Linked DNA regions of Homo sapiens: region 2 is linked to region 1. Evidence: chromatin contacts called from ENCODE Hi-C or POLR2A ChIA-PET data. All regions are on one chromosome and are shown on one strand. The core of a region is the stretch at or near the end of the contact, and the rest is flanking DNA. Distances in the headings are between cores, read along the strand shown. Region 1 overlaps NR3C2 (nuclear receptor subfamily 3 group C member 2). Region 2 holds the start of MAP9 (microtubule associated protein 9).

Region 1 (4,845 bases), core at 1,525-4,024:
TTGGGTCACTGCAACCTCTGCCTCCCAGGTTCAAGCGATTATCCAGCCTCAGCCTTCCAAGTTGCTGGAGCTACAGGCACGTGCCACCATGCCTGGCTAATTTTTTGTATTTTTTTAGTAGAGATGGGGTTTTACTGTATTGGCCAGGATGGTCTCCATCTCCCGACCTTGTAATCCACCTGCCTCGGCCTCCCACAAAGTGTTGGGATTATAGGCATGAGCCACCGCGCCCGGCCAGGATGACATTTTTAATGTTAAAATTGAAGTTAAGTATAGTCACACACACAATCTAATTTAAACTCAGTTAATAGGATATATCTGTGAAACAGACATCCTATTATCCTTATTCTAGAAGCAAGAAAATTCAGAATCAGAACATTTTGGTGAGTTATCCTAGGAATGAAAACTCTTGGACAACAGAACCAGGATTTAAATGCAGGTCTGCACTCCAAGCCTTGCACAGACCTCTACAGCTGCCTTTTGAGATATGAAATGGTATCCTCCATCTAGATTTTATCTGTACTGGAACATCTTCAGAATTACCAAATATCCTAATCTGTAAGCCATTTTTACTCACATTCTCTCTATGAATGATATCAAATAACAATAGCCTATCATAAAAGAAAAATGATCCTAAAATCAGTGGGAACTAAGGATACAAGAAAAATTTCCTCAAGTTATGCAACACTCTACACCTACATTCTTTGAATATAAATTAAATATTCACTACATTAGAATATCATGTTCTCATTATTCATAAATTCCAGTCTCTTAAAAAGGCAAAATAATCATAGAATTTTGTCTAGACTCTTCACATTGGAAGCAACTTCTAAGAAGGCCTAGTCCTACTCATTATTTCACAGATGAGGAAACCGGGCCCAGAAAGACTCAATATCCTCAAGGTCAGATTATTATTCAATGAAGGCCAGGGTAAGAAGCTTGCCTCTTAACTCCCAGCTTAATAACTTTATCCAGTATACAGGTGAAACTGTACATGAAAATTCTAGAGAAAATAGAAAAAATAACAATTGTTAATTATATATGTCAATGTATAAAAGAACTTCCTGGATGCTCAGACCTCAGTATAATAACCTAAATTTTCATTTGTGTAAGGGAACTGAGGCAAAGTAGCCAATATTTTACCCAAGTTTTAAAATTATTTTCAATCAGTCCAATGAAAATCCCCCTAAAATTAAAAATATATGACACTACTGAAAAATTCATCCCAGTAACTGGTAGAGCAGCTTAGTAGAAGCAGGCTCCCTATCTCTGGTTAATCACCTGTGCTTTCTGAAATCCCCCTGTATCTCCCAAAAAGACTGACACAAAATCTGATTATAAACATAACACCCTCTACTTTTCATTATATCTGAAAACAAGACAAATATCCTTGTATTTACATCTAGTGAGATTTCCTTCTTAAAAGAAAACAGATTAATGAGTGAAATGAAAAAGTAAATATGTTGTCACGTGGCTACTGTATAAAATAATTTTAATGGTCAGTGCATTGGGTAAAGACAATAAATAAAATCTTATTTTGATGTTTTGAAAAAATAATTACAATATACATTTAATTTCTACTCAGACCTAGAAGTTTCCCTGTACAAAATTCATCAATAAAACTGCAAAATCGGCTGGATGCAGTGGCTCACGCCTGTATCCTCACCACTTTGGGAGGCCGAGGTTGGCGTATCACTTGAGGTCGGTAGTTCGAAACCAGCCTGGCCAACATGGTGAAACCCCATCTCTACTAAAAATACAAAAATCAGCCAGGCGTGGTGGTGGGCACCTATAATCCCAGCTACTCGGGAGGCTGAGACAGGAGAATTGCTTGAACCCGGGAGGTGGAGGTTGCAGTGAGCTGAGATTGCACCACTGCACTCTGGCCTGGGCGACAGAGCAAGACTCTATCTCAAAGAAAGAAAAAAAAAAAAACCCTGCAAAATTTAAAGTATTTGACAAGATGGTATTTATATCAAAAATTTAAAATATATTTGACAAGATGGTATTTACATCAAAAATGTATCTACTGATTTCTGACATCTCTCTTTTTTGTGAGAGGCATGTCATTTTAATAATGCAGATCCTTGGTGTTTTGCTCGTCTATTTTAATACGCATAGCAAATAATTCTTTCAAAAAATACAAAATTTCCAAGCTTTTTCTTGAATTAAAAAAAACAGTTTCAAAAGAGACACACCCTACAGCTGAAAAGCAGAACTCCGCACCCTTCCCTGTGCCTCTTTTCAACTCAGTTGCAGCCATACAAATTCCAACACAAGGGGAAGCAAGTTACTAATGTCAAAAATAATGCAGGTGCATTAAAAATGAAATCTAAGACCAAAGTATTCTAAGATCACTATAAGTGAAACCAAGATAATATCTCTGACATTAACAAAAGAGAATTAGGAAGTCACCAATACAAAATCAATTTTTAAAGTAGAATGCTATTAACAAATATTATGAATTCAACTCAGTTCTCATCCCACTTTTCTACTTCAGTCCTTTACATTGGTCATGAAAGGACATAGCTCTTTTAAAATTTAAGAATAATAACGTTATTCTGCTTATTTTAAAAGAAATCTATTCAAGGTCAGGAGTAAGGCAAAAAAAAAAAAAAAAACCCACGACGACTGGGCATTTTAACCACAACAACTGTTTTTCTCTCTTGCCATAGATGAAACTCTTTGGTGTAGAAGGAGAAAGTAAATAAAAGGAAGGAAGAACTGTAATTCTTGAGCCTGTGCCAGTTTACAGTATTTAAAAAAAAGAATCTGCGCCACAGCTTGGCAGTTGGCCATATTTACAGTAAGCTATCTAGTGTTTTGCCCAACAGGAAGAACAAAGGGCTCAGTGTAGTGCTGCTGGTTTTGTGTGTTTCAAATATTGTAGAAAGAAAGAAGGAATGTAGCCCCACATGCAATAGACCCTTTCCTTTTTACATTTCTCTGTCCTCAGTGACTCTCAAAATATGGCCAAATGAGTCTTTAAAAGGGTAAGAGAGAGCTCCAAGAGTTTTAGCTTAAACTTTCAGTAATCATTTATTTTACTTATAAAAATGCAACCTATCTATTAATTTAGTTTTAACTTTAGAATTTCAAAAGCTTAAGCATGATGTTTGGCAGTACAGGTAGTTCTGCCGTCCAAGGGCAGCTAAACCTGAAACAAAAGCTTTAACTAAAATTTTGTTGGTAAGATTTAATACATATCCTTATGTTATTAGAAATTTTTAAAAATAGACTAAATAACAGAAAAATTATATTAGAGAGTCAATCAGTACTTTAATACAGGATATTCCTAATTTATTTTCAGTAATGAAAACTTAGTTTTATAACCAACATATTAAAATCAACAACAAAAACTCTTTTTCCTCAAAGTTATACTTTTTTTGAAATTATGCCCAAATAAAATGGAAATTAAAATTAAGTATACTAATATTTCAATTTCTTTACATATTATATCTGGGGTAACATATTTGCTTAGGTCACACTTTTTAAATCTTGACTACCAATATAAAAGACAACATATTTCTAATTTAACTTTTAGTTTTCTCACTGACATTTTATTCTGGTAGGGAAGGAAGACAAAAGAAAGGTAAATACATATGATGTATAGATTATTAGATAGTGATTGTTGCTAAAGAGAAAAAATAAACGAGGAATGAGGGGATGTGATTTGGGGCAGGAAGAAGAGTATAAAATTTTAGATAAGAGTTCAAGGAAAGTGTCTCAGGAGGTGAATGTGGCATCCACACCTGCATGGTATGAGGGCACTAGCCTGTGGCTAATGTGGAGAAGAAAACTTAATGATGGTGTTTCCTATGGAATAAACATGTCTTTTCAATTATTGTGAAGCTCTTCCCAAAAGTAGGGGACAGCAAAGAGAGTTTTATTTAAAAATAGATGCTGTCCACAAACTGAGACAAGGGATTGGCTCAGTGGCAGAGGGGGCACAGCAACTGGCAAGAATGTGAAAGAGAAAAGGTAAGGAAAAAGCAGATGAATTTGGGGGAAGCAGCAAAGCAGTAGGCAGCTGGGAAATGATGCAAAGAAAAAAGGTTTTGAGGTAGTGTCCTATATCATAGTAACAATCATCATAACAGCAGGACAGTGAACATTTGTAAAGAGTAGATAAACTCTTACAGCCTGGAAGAGGCATCTCATGGGAGCTTGAATACTAAGTAGAGGAATCACCAAGGCAATGTCAGATACTTCTGCAGTAGAGTAGTTTCCTGAGACTTTATTTCTGTTCTGTTTCCATTGTTCTGTTCCTTGCCTTTGGTGGCAGGTGGAGAAGAGATCTTCTCGGGGATATAAGCATTAGGGCCTCCCAGTTCCCGGGAGACAGCAGAACCTGAGAAAGAAATGGGTGTGTGGTACAAATGAAGACCGGGCAAGCATGGCATGGAAGCCTTAGTGTCAATGCAAAGGGTTACCCAGACTTAGATAATAGGCATGCCAGATATACAGGGAGATAAGTGTAAACTTAAAGCCAGAGGGACCTCATCAAATGTTCCACTCCGATTAATCACTGGTTCCTTCACATGAGCCATAGAGGTTGTTATAGGAATATCAATGAGTATGAACCAGGAAGATTGAAATTCCCTACAATCTGGTTGCTGGGGGCTGGCGGGGGATCTTAAGAAAGAAAAAGTAATTGAAAGATAACAATAAGAAAACATTCATCCCCTTCAGACTAGCAAAAAATTAAATTAATAACAGTGTTAGCAAGAATGTGAAATGAGGAAGACTCATACACTTCTGGTAGGACTGTCAATTGCAGAAGAACTGGGCAACAGTGTATAAAACAATGAAGATATACACCCCACACCCACCTCCACCAAAAAA
Region 2 (4,845 bases), core at 848-3,347, 7.0 Mb after region 1:
GCTGGCTAAATACAAAACTAAGGAAGCAAAAAGAAGAAAAGTGGTTCACGTTTCCATACTGTCACATACCAATCTCATCACTGTCAAAGTCATCTGAGTATTCAGAACTCCTTTGTCTGGCTGAGCGAGCTGTAATTGCTCTTATTAGCTCATCCTGAAATGAGATACTGAAATCAATTTCCATCCAAACATGGAGGTATCATATTCACAAGTAATTCTTTAAACAAACAATGCTTGATTAACGACTGCTTTCAAACTTAGGTTTCATTCATCTAACAAATATTTCCTGCAAGCTCACTTTATGCCATGTACCCACTTTACGCCTCATACTCAATGCAGAGCATCACAGACAAGAGCCCTTCCTCATGGAGCTCGCAGTTTAACTAGAGGAGACACACATTATGGAACAAATTAATTGCAGGTTATAATTAGAGCTGGAGGGTAACAAATAAGAAGGGGCTCAATTTAGATTATAATTTATTAAAAACTGGTATTTTGAAAGAAATTGGTATTTTTAAGAGCTTTTGTCTCGGCATATTTCAGAAATGGATGCAATCAATATTGCAAACTTAGAGGCTGAGTTCAAAATTGCAGTGACTCAACAGAAAAAAAAACTTAAACATTATGTTACAACAGAAAAAAAAGTTTTTATATAAAAATGGCAATTTAAGGTTGCGATTCAACTTTTAACTTAGTAGGAAACTAGTATTGAGGCTACTTTGGTAGTCTTAAAACCATATAGGGGAGTTTGTAATACTGGATGGAGCCCAAACATGATCATGTGCAAAACCTCAAAAGTAATATAAGATTTACCCCTGCTTTATATAGGACTGTTCTAGAATCACCAATTTCAACCCATCTAATACAGTGTTTACACTGTGAAATGATTCCAAATAAAAATACTTTACCTGGAAAGTAGTTCTTTTGGTAACTTTTGGACTCTTTGTATATGCCAAAGTGGTGCTAAAAACTTCATCAGACATAGTGTATTTTTTCTCGTTACCTTTATAAAATAGCTAATTATTAGAATTCAACTTCTGATAGTAGCTGAAATATACAAAACAAATCAGACTTCGCATGCTTCAGAATTTATTTTATTACATTTGATTCTACTCTCCCCACAAAGGTCAAAGAAAAGCATCTGATATGAACATTGGGCTACATCTTCACTTAAAAAGGTTCTTGTAAAGAAATAGCAAATTCTCATAACAAGCTTGTTTAAAAAAATTCAAATGGAAGTTATCCTAAAATAGTTTTGCAACTACTTAAAAAGTCTGCAAATAAATGATTACAAGTTAATACGACAAAATGCTGCCAATTAAAATAGAACACCTTATTTTTCACCTCTCTTCTAAAGTATAACATTGCCTTCAAAATAAGTCACGTCTTATTTAAAAGGCCATCAAAAGGATCGTCGGCGTAAAAATTATGAGCACCACCACCAAAAAAAAAATGTATCTATATATTTGCATACAGCGCTATTCAAAGAAAAAGATCGTAATGCTAACCCGCAAACAGCCAGCGAGATGTATTGCAAGCCAATTTTTCCTCTCACAAAAGTGTTAAAGAGAGCCAGACAAAACGACGAAGCTTTCGCGATGAGCCGCATTAAAATCGCGGTTTCCCGTACTCGGAGCAGAGGCCTGGCAGGGCCGCCCATAGCGTTGTGCGCCCCGGGTTCCGTTCCCTACCAGGCCAGGTGACGTCCGGGTGCTCGCCGCTCCTCACCGCGCCGTATGCTGAGCACCAGCGAACGCCAGGCCCGTGCACGTCCAAGCGCGGTCTCTGTCCGGATCCCCCATGGCCCCCAGGTCCCGCTTTCTGTTCCCGGCCCCGGACGCCCGCGGCCAGTTCTCCGCGACCCTGAGAATCAAGAGCCAAGCATCGGGTAGGAGCTGCTCACCTTGGTCTGGGCCTGGCGGCGCCCGCAGAGCCGGTCCTGGACCGAGCGAGGAGGAGGGGCTAATAACAGAGGCGGAGGGCGGTTGCTAGGAAACAGCGTCTTCGGGAGGAAGTGACTTCCCCACCGCCGGGTCTCTCGGGTACCCAACACCGCTCTTCGGCCCAACGTGTCGCTGGGGCAACCACCCAGACGAAGGAAGTGACATCACCTTCCTGGGTCTTTGGAGAGGGGCTCATTATTGGTCGCTTGTGTGCATGTGCTGTTGCCTAGGAGACAGGACCCGCCCAACTCCCACCCAGATAGCCTTACTCTTGCCAATAGAGTAAGGGTCCTTATCTGCACGTGTTGCAAATAAAGCACATTCGTCGTTTTGCCACAGTTAGGACGTGAAGTTCTCTGAATCGAAGTACGGTGTCAGTGGATGGGACAGAATAGTACGGTAGTGAGTTTGCAGAACCCTGTTTCCGACTGCAGGTTTGAATCCTGGTACCCCTTTCCTACACACGTGATTGTCCCAAGTTAAGGTCTTTATGACTCAGTTTCTTCTTCTGGGGGAAAACAAAAGTGTACTAATAATAGACACCTGAAAGGTTGCTGTAAAATTGAATGAAATAATACAAGTGGAACACTTGGAAGAGTGCCTGGAATTGTATTCGATATTAGATATGCTCTTCATGCAACTAAGCCGCAAAGGGCCTGGAGAGACCTCAGCTCTTGTGGACACAACTGAAAGCCCATTTGACATCTTACTTGAATGTAAAACTCCCCCTCTTTGTATACTTAGTGAGTAATCTTATTCCAATCAAACCAAACAAAATGATCCACTAGGCTAAAAGAGCATGTGCTACTAAAGTAAACAAAATCAACATCATTTAATTCGCATAGGAAATTCTTAAAGCAAATAAAAACCAAAAACGTTTATTGAAAGTCTTTAAAATAATATGAATTTTTACTATTTTTAATTTTTAAAAAGCTTAATCCTAGTTGAATTATCTGAATGAATTCATTGACTAGTAATTAAACTCATACCTGGTATTTTTTCCACATCTCTAAAATATGTTAATATTTCACTAATTCAATTTTGTATAAACAAATCACATTGAGATAGAAATTTAATAAATCAATGTATTGAAAAACTAAATGTGCATAACAAGAAATAAGAAATTTAGTAAAATACAATGCTGTATTAATCAGGGTTCTCTAGATGGACAGAACTAATAGTATATATATATTATATTATATATATTATATAATATATTATATATATAATATATATTATATAATATATTATATATATATGTCCACTCATCTGTATCCATTTATGAAGCTGAAAATGTACACCACCTCTACACACACATACCCAGAATAGAAAATGCTCCCTATTTTCTATTAACTCATGGCACTACTGTTGAACCCTTCCAGGTTCACCTCATGCTCCTGGAACCTCCTTTCCACTGTAAAACATTCTCTCACTTTTTCCTCTATAATCGCATTCTTATCTTAGCTAAGCAAAACTATTTTCTGAATAAACTATCTCCCTGAGGGCTTTTCAAATAGGGACTGCTGTAGAAGGAAGATTTCTAAGTTCTCCTAGGTCCTCACATACTCAGTGACTGCTCTCCTATTACTCCAAACCCTTCCTCCTCACAAGCCAATATTCTATGTTCTATTTCTCAGTTTCTGTCATCAATAGATATATAGGCCCTTCTCCCACATTCACTGAATATCTACAGCCAACCTATCCAATACCTGAGATCACACCAAGGTATGGTGTGGCCATGTTCCATTCAATAGAATTCTTTGCTCAATACTCCAAGACTTTCACTTGTCCATACCCCTAATTGTGGGGCTCCGTACTGGAAGTCTTAAACTGTAATACTCCACTCCAAAAGGCCCATGGCTTCCTTTTTTAGTTATTCTTCTCTTGTTATTTCTATTTAGGAACTCATCAAGACATCTAGACTCTTTTTTTTTTTTTTTACTTTTTCTTTCTTTCTTTTTTTTTTAATGCATGTATCTCATCTAAGATGTCCAGACTCTTGAGCTTTTCACATCTTCCCCCAATTTATCAGTTGCTCTCTTTGCTTCCTGCTTCCCTTTCCTAGCTAGCCCAAGTCCCACAATGTAGCTTATGGAGTTCTTTCTTCAGCACTTTCAACTTTCTCACTTCATCATTCCTCTGGGACACAAAACTTGTCCATTGATCATCCAAATTCTTTGACCCAACGTATTTCAGAGTAATAGTGCATCAATCCCAGCTTACAATTTTATTTTATTTTTAGAGACAGGATCTCACTTTTTTTGCCCACTACTGGGCTCAAGCGATCCTCCTGCCTCCATCTCCCCAAGTGCTGGGATTACAGCCATGAGCCACCATGCCCGGCCCCAGCTCGCAACTTTCTGTGTGACCTCAGGTATGTTACTTAGACACTCCTAACCCCAGTTTGTGCATTCATAGGTTGGGATAATACCAACCCCTTCCAGTGCCATTTTAAAGATTTCATACAATACTTTGCACAAATACATATGATAAAATTATTTCCCCACTCAGGACAGTGCCCAGTAGAGCTGGTGAGTCAGTAACTGTGGTTCCCCCGCTTTCCCTCTCCTTACCAAGCTCACCTTCCACCTTCCCTCTAATTCCCGTCCCTATTCTCTTTCATGTGTTTACGTGCCTGTCTCTTCCACTAGAATCAGTTTCTTAACAGCAGCAGTTTCTCAAAATTGACAGTTTGAGCAGAATCATTCTTTGCTGTGGGGGCTGTCCTGTGCATAGTAGAATGGTCAGCAGCATCCCACTCTCCACCCCACTAGATGCCAGTAGCACCCTCCAAGCTGTGACAATCAAAAATATCTCTAGACATTGTCAAATATCCTCTGAAGGACAAAATCACCTCAATTGAAAACCACCGCACTAGAGTAATGGCTATCAAACTTTTTTG

The links. A loop is a pair of places that touch in the nucleus more often than their neighbours do. ChIA-PET counts read pairs that join two places held with the same protein, here RNA polymerase II (POLR2A).
Region 2: a map of CD8-positive, alpha-beta T cell shows a loop between it and region 1 (18-fold over the local background). The contact joins the promoter of MAP9 here to the enhancer-like site in region 1. A Hi-C loop is called at or near these places in 1 of 168 maps with a recorded cell type or tissue (CD8-positive, alpha-beta T cell). POLR2A ChIA-PET finds 5 or more read pairs at or near these places in 1 of 52 experiments (CD4-positive, alpha-beta T cell).

What each region holds. Positions count from the first base shown.
Region 1 is chr4:148,373,542-148,378,386 of GRCh38, forward strand. The region is part of intron 2 of NR3C2 (nuclear receptor subfamily 3 group C member 2); the gene reads right to left. Among named protein-coding and RNA genes, the nearest start is that of NR3C2, 66 kb to the right of the region's middle. Within about 2 kb of position 2,775, at least 8 of the 41 ENCODE cell types and tissues checked have a DNase peak (open chromatin) inside an H3K27ac peak, as active enhancers do; they include CD4-positive, alpha-beta T cell and CD8-positive, alpha-beta T cell, where a contact is called at or near this core.
Region 2 is chr4:155,374,868-155,379,712 of GRCh38, forward strand. It overlaps MAP9 (microtubule associated protein 9), which reads right to left and starts at 2,098. Exons shown (of 14, transcript NM_001039580.2): 1 at 1,904-2,098; 2 at 909-1,047; 3 at 70-154. The coding sequence starts at 983. RefSeq lists an enhancer at 1,551-1,980.